3 separate regions of the Mus musculus genome follow, and all the other regions are linked to region 1. A link is a contact called in ENCODE Hi-C or POLR2A ChIA-PET data. All regions are on one chromosome and are shown on one strand. The core of a region is the stretch at or near the end of the contact, and the rest is flanking DNA. Distances in the headings are between cores, read along the strand shown.

Evidence for each region. Hi-C counts contacts between places; a loop is a spot of excess contacts on that map. ChIA-PET counts read pairs that join two places held with the same protein, here RNA polymerase II (POLR2A).
Region 2: POLR2A ChIA-PET joins it to region 1 with 11 read pairs in Patski. The contact joins the promoter of Tubb2a here to the promoter of 4930447K03Rik in region 1. A Hi-C loop is called at or near these places in 5 of 37 maps with a recorded cell type or tissue (T-helper 1 cell, T-helper 17 cell, heart and 1 more). POLR2A ChIA-PET finds 5 or more read pairs at or near these places in 4 of 5 experiments (Patski and embryonic stem cell).
Region 3: POLR2A ChIA-PET joins it to region 1 with 26 read pairs in embryonic stem cell. The contact joins the promoter of Psmg4 here to the promoter of 4930447K03Rik in region 1. POLR2A ChIA-PET finds 5 or more read pairs at or near these places in 4 of 5 experiments (Patski and embryonic stem cell).

The regions. Positions count from the first base shown.
Region 1 is chr13:34,111,859-34,114,558 of GRCm38, reverse strand. 4930447K03Rik (RIKEN cDNA 4930447K03 gene) reads left to right here and starts at 1,287. Exons shown (of 5, transcript NR_046184.1): 1 at 1,287-1,365.
Region 2 is chr13:34,076,685-34,079,384 of GRCm38, reverse strand. Tubb2a (tubulin, beta 2A class IIA) reads left to right here and starts at 1,377. Exons shown (of 4, transcript NM_009450.2): 1 at 1,377-1,512. The coding sequence starts at 1,456.
Region 3 is chr13:34,161,607-34,164,306 of GRCm38, reverse strand. It overlaps Psmg4 (proteasome (prosome, macropain) assembly chaperone 4), which reads right to left and starts at 1,343. Exons shown (of 3, transcript NM_001101430.2): 1 at 1,058-1,343. The coding sequence starts at 1,231.

The sequences.
Region 1 (2,700 bases), core at 38-2,537:
AGGGCCTCTGTATCTCTTAAAAACCAAGGCAATCTCACAGAGGCACACCACAGACCAACCTGACAGAGATAATTACTTGAGACTCTTCAAGTGATTCCAGGTTGTGTCAAATCCACAGCTAATGCTAACTAGGTCACTGTCAATCTCAACAGTTCTTCACCAGGCCTCCCTTCCACAGTGTGTCGACTTGACAAGACTACCACATACAACAAGCACTTTATCCTTTGAGCAATCTCCACATCCCTAAGTCATCCTAACAGAGCCTTCCACTGCCTCTGGACCAGCTGGCTTTCCACGATGGAGACAAAATTCCGAATGTGGCGGACTGAACAGAGGAAATACTATTTGGGTTCATGGTTTTGGGTTATGTCCTGTTACTTTGGGACTGTGGCAACAGAGCAAGCACATCATGGCCAGCGAATATGGTTAAAAAAAAAAAAAAGGAAGTAAATAAGTATACCTCCTGGTTGCTGGGAAGCCAAGAGAAGAGGGGGAAGCCAGGGTCCCAGGGTACCAGGGTCCCTGTAGGTCCCTGTATTGGCCAAAGGTTCTTTAGAAGACTAGAATAGGTGAATGTGAGTGTATGTCTACATAGATGCATGTGGCTTGCATAATAAGGTTCTGGTGACCTGACAAAGGCTGTATGTATGCAGGAGAGGCTATTCAGAGCACAAAGCTGGATACTGAAGGGCTCTAGCAGGCCCAAGCATGGCAAACACAGACCTGAGAATGGCAAACATGGCTGTCAGACCTTGCCTTTCCCCTATTTCCTTTACCTTGCTAAACAGATTATATTCTTGAAGCTAGTCTCCAAGGTCCCTCACTCCTTCTGTCTGAGGCTAACTACCAAGATCCAGCTATCAAAATATTGAAATCCAGAAATTAAAAGCTCCCTTTGGTTCACCTAATTAACATACCCAAATTAAAACAAAACACCTCACCTAGCACCAGGTTTCCCCCATTTTTCCCTTATAAACTTCCATGTTCAGGTGGGCCATATCTGTCTCCTCTCTATCCAGAGACAGTCCTTTGTCAATCTGGGACAAATATCTTTTCCCCCACTCTCTGTCCTTCCCCTTCTCCCTCATCCTTCATTTCCTGTCTTTGTCTCTTATTCCTTGCCCTTTCTCCCTCTGAGGCAAATAAATCTCCTTTGTGCTAAGAACTTGGTCTTGGGGTGTCTTGTGTGGATTCTGGAACTTTCAGATACCACAGCAATTCCATTCTGGAGCCAAAGGCTCCAGATTCCTGGTGAGTCATTGGTATTCGTTCCAGGATGGAAGGCCGAAAGAAGTCAGAGTCTGATGGTAATGGTGGCAGCGGCAGTGGGAGCCACAGGACTGGAGTCCTCTGCAAGAGACAAAGGCAAGCATCACTGATTTTCCCTCAGAGCTTGTATCCCAGCTGTGTCACCCACAGTGAGGGGAGCACCACCCCCAAACACAACTCTGGAATCTCCCTCAGAGACATGGCCAGAGCCATTGTCTCCTAAGTATTTCAGATTCAGTAAAATTAAACAAGAGCCATTACAGCCCCAATGGTCTGGGTCCCTCCTCCTACAGGTTCTACCTCTTCAAGCTGGGAATCATGTCTTAAACAAAAAGGCCTGTGTGGGACATCCCAGATCCAAACTGTAGCACATGATCTTGGAAGTCTCCATGGCCTTAGTCTGGCATTTCTTCAGAAATTCTGTGAAATATTCAGGGCATCAAGTTGCTCTGCCTTCTTGCTTCCAAGTTGTGTGACTTTGAGCAACTTACTCAACCTCTCTGTGGTTTCATTTCTTCACCTATACATCTCAAATGATCGTTGTACAGTCATTATAAGGTTGAACACAAATGAGCAGTGTATGACACTATTATGGCTTGTCATTGTTGATGACGTGAAAGGGATTACAGGAGTCTGACTCCCTAAGCAGAAAGGCACACCTCTGCCAGTGTCTCCTCTGGAGCCGCAGCTGCATACAGGTCAAAGAACAGGATTACATCGGTGCCACGCTGTAACTGTGGGAGGCATGAGTCACACATTGGACACTCTCCAGAGTATTAGGTTGAATCATATGAAATTGTGAAATTCTGTGGAGAAAACCATGGATTACTATCAGGTGATCCCACTGCCAAGCCTTGAGCAAAGGAAATGGAGAATACAGGGTTTTCAGCACCCCAATGCCCTACACCCTGAACTCTTTCCTCTTGTCCTTGTTTCTTATGATGAGCCATGACCCAGGTTAGATCTTCTGAGTCCACATCTGGCTCCTTAGTCTTGGCAATTGCCTGCTTATCACCTGGAATCTCCATCAGATGCACGTTCTGATCCAGTGGTCCTGAGGAGTAGTCAGGAATCCTAGACTTGTAGCAAGCTTGGGGGGGGGGGGGCAGGGGCTGCCACTTGTCCCCTGAAAAGGAGACTCCTGAATATCATGGCAGCTGTGACTCATGGCATCTGCAGAGAGCCCAGTGAATCCTTCCTCTTGCAACATTAACACGTCAAGACAGAATTAAGAAAGTGACTGAAGGGCGGCAGCACCTGTCAAGCTCCTGCCCTTCCCATCTCCATGGTTTTCAGATGCTATCCCACCAGTAAGCCCACAAATTCTTTCCTTTTTTTCCCTTGCCTTTCTCCACTGAGCATCTTCAGCCATGTTTACTGATACCTGCCACTTGACAAATGCTGCATACAAGGAGAACTCTGTCTGTATGC
Region 2 (2,700 bases), core at 128-2,627, 35 kb after region 1:
GTGGCTCCCACCTCAGCAAATGACCCAATATTAACATGGCAAACAAGATCCACATTTACAGCAGCATCCCCTTGGACTTTATGAAGGCATTTTCACTCCATAAACTCAACCTGCTTTCATATACACCTTCTCATTTCCTGTTCACAAAGCCAGCTCCACGGCACCTATAATTATTTAGTATTTGAAGAAACTGGCTCCCGAGAGGAACTGGTGGAAGCTCCTGTTTACCCCTCCACTGTGCCAGACCAACGAAGAGTAACTCCTGGTGGACCAGTCCTAGCGCCAAGCCTAGGGTTTCTGCTAATAGAAAAACTGCAGGTTCTCGGGCTTCCTCAATTTGTAGCTGGTCAGGTTTTAAACCTTGCTTTTCTGAGGGGAGGAATCTGGGTAGTGTTGATGCCTTTTGTGGGACAGACAGTACTAGCCGAGAGAAGGAAATGTGAGCCCTGAATGTGGGCTGCAACCGTGTTTTTATATTTTCCTGGTTATCACATTTTTAAAAGTGAAAACAAGTGAGTCATTTAACAAATATATTTTAAGCACTGTGTCCAAAACGTGATCACTGTGACCTTTTGTCAGTGAGGTTCTTTGGCTAACTTACCCAGCCCATGAAAACCAGTGTCTCTCTCAGACCAGCATCTCAACTCACACTCACTATATTAGCTACCTCCACTTCCCTCCCTTGCTCTCTCGCTCCAACACGTGTCTGAGAGCAGAAATTTCGACTTTTAAGAGGCTTTTAGGACCCAAGAGTCCAGACCAGAAAAACGTCACTCTTCCTCCTCTATACCTAGCAATCGACCTGTATAGCATCCTTGTCGTCCTTGAAACAGTCCAGACCCTCACTTGATCCTCCCCTCTTTCCTCCCAAGCGGTATCACGTCTGGCTTTCTACTCGCCCTTAGTTACCAAGCAGACTTGAAAGAGAGAACCGGGCTGCAGTTCAAGTCCTGCCCAGGATGCAGGCACCCTTTTTCAGAAAGGACATCTAGTAGAGATGCATTTTCAGTTCTGGGCTTCATATCCAAGAGCGAGGCCACACCTGTCCTGCTACTGGGGAGGCAGGAGCCCCATCTGTAGTCCCCAGAGTGGTGGGAAATGAGCAGTGTGGGAGCAGAACCAGAGTGTAACCTAAAGGTCTCGACAGTAGACAAACACCTCAGGTGGACACTGAGGGGAAACCAGCAGGACCGGCTGGGGGGGCGTAATAACCCTAGGAGGCTGGATACAGGCGGGTGCCCCGCACCTCGCACCGCGCCCCGGCTCCCTCTCGCGGTGCCGCAGTCCCAGCCGCGCCGCCCCTCGGCTCTGCCCCCATGACGTCAGCGGGACTGGGCGGTCCCCGGGTATAAAAGGCGGTGCTGGGGGAGGGCGACTGGTCTTTTGCGCTCCTTAGCCCTCTGTCCACGCACTGCTCCGAGGGCAAGAGCCTCCACCCCTTCTACAACCAGCACCATGCGCGAGATCGTGCACATCCAGGCGGGCCAGTGTGGCAACCAGATCGGCGCTAAGGTGGGCTCACCCCTAGGGAAGAAATGGATGAGGTAGTCCCATCCGGTCAGGGTCCCAAGGTTGCGTGGGGAGAGGGGTAGGGGGGGGTGTCGCGGAAGCAGGCCGAGCCTAGGGGATCCAGAAGAGCCCCGGCTGGTGTCGCATTCCACCGCTGGCTACTGGGCGGGCCGGGTCCTGAAAGCCGACCAACTTGCCAGGATTGGTGCGACAAGGGTGTCTTAAATTAAGGTCCATTACATTGCTTTGGGACACAGCCCTTCTGCGGGGTGCAGCTGACATTAGTCTGGGTTTTTTTCGTGTCTGAAATTTGGGTTGGGGGGGTCACTACATGTATTGAAAAAAATCTCATGTCAAATGTAATTCATATATATATATATATTTCTGTCATTTGAATGAAAAAAATGCAGTGTCATTGGGTTGACAGATGTTACAGAGGCGTGTCTTTGGGCCAACAGACGAGGGTGTTAGACAAATTCTCTTACAAGGGCTCGTTTAGATGTGACATAAAACATTATGGTCCTCTTTTTTCTCTGCAAGACTGCTTGGAATGGGGGCTGTGAGACCCGACGGCAGTGGGGAGACAGCAATGGGTATTTAACATGGGTGTGGGCGGGTGCCTGCACAAGGACATGGTCTCTTTCAACACCGCCATATTGCCCACCCAACCTCCCCACTCCCTTTCCTGCTGCCAAGTCACAATGGAGGTTACATCCTGAGGATGGCCAGCTTTTTCCCGGGGCTGCCAGACGCCCTCTCAGGATTGTACTGCCCATCCCCGAACATTCCTAGCCAGGGTCAATACCCGAAGCCAATATGTAGGTCAGTGGTATAAAACTGGGCTGTTGAAAGCTGTCATGGAGTCTGTGCCAGCAGCCATTGATCCCTGGAGGCACAGGGGGCGGGGCACCTGATTTTCCCTTCTGCCTTTCCCATCCATCAGCCTGTATGTGTAACATTCAGCCTTGCCTGGAGTGATAGAAAGCAGCTGCCTCTGCAGTTCTGCGAGATCCGCTGTGCCCACTTCCTTCTCCAGGCTCCTCCCAGCCCTGCATCTGTGGTCATAATATGGCCGATGCACTGCGCATTCCCAAGACCCTCTGCAGCAGCAGCTGCTGCCCAAATACATGGAGGCCCGCAGCCCACTAGGCTCTTGCCCTGCTGTCTTTCTGGTGACAGAGAGATTCTAAG
Region 3 (2,700 bases), core at 94-2,593, 50 kb before region 1:
ATGAGCAGCCTGAGAGGTACTAGACACTAACCTCACCTTATATCACTAAAACTTCAGAGGCCAGTACTACTGGAATAACTGGGCAGGGAAGAACACTAAGAAGCAACAGGCCCTGTGGGGATCACTAGAAACTCAGTATCATACTCTGAATTCATCTCAAAGGGTCTTTAGCAGAGGAATGGCAATCCCTGATCTATCTTATTGTTTTATCTTTTTGCTTATATGTAGTGTGTATGGTATGCATGCATACGTGCATGCATGTTCCTAAATTTGGGTGCATATATATGCATGTGCCCCCCACACAAAGTGAGCTCATCCGAGGGTAAGGTAAGTCCTTCATCCAATATGAGTGGTGTGTTCAAGGAAGAGATGAGGACAGGCAGTTTAACTCAGTGGTGGAGCATTTGCATAGCACATGCAAAGCTTTGGATTCAACCCCCTATCCTGGAGATGGAGAGGCTCTGGGCACGTGACCTGTGAGAGAAAGAAAGGCCAAAGACAGCCAGAGAGCACTCAGAATAGGTAGAGTTGCCCATACAGAGATGAAAGGTCACAGAAGGGGAAGGTTTGAGTTTGTTGGTCAAGTACCTATCAGACACTCAAATCTAAGCTCCAAGTTCAATACAAAAGTTGTCTAAACCCAATGTAAAATGTAAAACGTAGCACGCGCACATGTCAGGAAGCTGGTGCAAGGAGAGCCGATGTTCTGGTGAGCTCAGAGCTCAGGGGCTGGGATGAGTTCCCTTTAAGGTGGTCCACGTGTGGGTTGACTCCGGGGTTCCCGCAAGTCAAGAAGCAGCCCTAGGAGACTCCAGCCTGAGGTGTTCAGAATAGGACCCCAGGGCACACTGAAGCTCCTCAAGAATGTCTCTCAGGGCCGCATGCGACCAGCCTCACTCCCACTGGTCTCTCTCCTCCCAAACCCTTCTTAGCGGTCCCCACCCTCTACCCCAGATCCTTCACCTTGAGGTCCACCGGTCCCCCCAACCCCACCCCCAACTACGGCTAGGCCCCGCCCCCAGATCGCCATCAAGTTCCTGGCCCCGCCCACACTCACGTAGCGGCTGCACATGGCCACTGCGAGGTTGCGTAGATGCGGCGTTGCTCCCACCCACAGGAAGAGCGAATCCGTCAGCCGCATGACATGAAAGTGGACCAGCTGCTCCCACAGCCTTGCACTGAAGTTGTGAAGCGACACGTCCGCGTCCGCAGCGGCCCGAGACTCCTCCATCCCGCCAGCCACCGGGCCACAGCACCGAGACCGGGCAGGCGCGGGCTCCCAGACCAGAGAGAGCGAGCTCCGAAAAGCGGAACGCTCTTTCACTTTCAGATGCGCGCGCCGAGGTGGGGTGGGGCGAGCATGAGTGGGCGGGGCCTAGAACAGGGCCTCCGCCTGCTCTAGCCTGGTACCTTCAGCCTCGCCTAGGAGTCTGCCAGCGATCTCTAGGAACCCACTGAACTACCTCTGTCCTTTTTCCTTCTTCCCAGGAGCGCATGTTAGTGGACTGAAACCACTCTCAGCATCTTCCTTTGCCCAGACACGGACACAATTTGAGCGCTTTAGCAGCCACCACCTCCCAGGCCCACCTCTGCAAGTCTCTAACCTAGCTAACATAATTTAACAGCAATGATCCTGGGAGAAAGCTGTAAAAAAGAACTGCATAGACCATGGCGGGAGGACAGGGTCTTCAGAGACAGGCAGGCACACCCTGAGCTGCTATCATGTAAAGCTCGGGTCTTGATCTAACCCTTTAACTTCTCTGTCTCTCTTTCCTCGAGTACAAAATGGAAATATGAGTAGGGAGCCTTTAAGATTTGAGAAAGAATGTGAGAGAGGGAAGCCCTGTGGAGGGTGGTGATATATCTGCCCTGGGACCCTTTAATTTTAATTACTGGGACACTAAAGTGTTTGGAATGAGTCCCTTGGTGGGTTGAGAGGCGTAAAAACTTGCCCGGTTTGTCAAGCTTTTTACAGTAGACTTGGAGACTCTAGGAACTGCAAAGAGTCTGCTTAAATTTCCTGTAACTCTTAGTGGATCAAATTGAGATTTAAAATGTGATGTGATTTGAGTATGGTTTGGGACCCTCCGAGGATCCACTGTGAGATGTCTTAGTCCCCAAGGGAGATAGATTATGGAATATCATGGGAGATCAGGGGATAGGCCCTGTCTGGAAGACCCAAGTCACTGAGGAAAAGGAAATATTCCTGTGATAGAGCTCCTGAGGTATTACTATAAAAGCAACAAGCCCAGCCTTTGTGGTTAATATTGTTGGGGGTTGGGGGGAGGGGGTTACTACACCCCCTTGTTACCTTTAAATATCTATTGGGGGTTTCTACCCCACTTCAGACCATATCATTACCAGATAAAAGATACAGAAACATTTAGATTTATAATAAGCTTAAAAGCACTAGAGCTAGGCAGATATCAGCCCTCTATGCTATATTACCTATTTTCTTATGGTGATCCCAGAGATGTCACTGGCCATGTTCAGCCTGGGCCATTCCTACTCCATCAGGCTGGTCCTCTTGACCATGTGCCCATGATCTACCAACACCATGGTGACCTCCTTCCTTCTTCCTCTCTCTTCCACCTCATCCTTATCTCAGACCCCAAGCCCAGAATCCATTTTTCCACCCACTCTGTTCTGCCTAGCCTTGTCTGTAGGCATCTTTATTGGCCAATCAGGAATAAGTTGGGG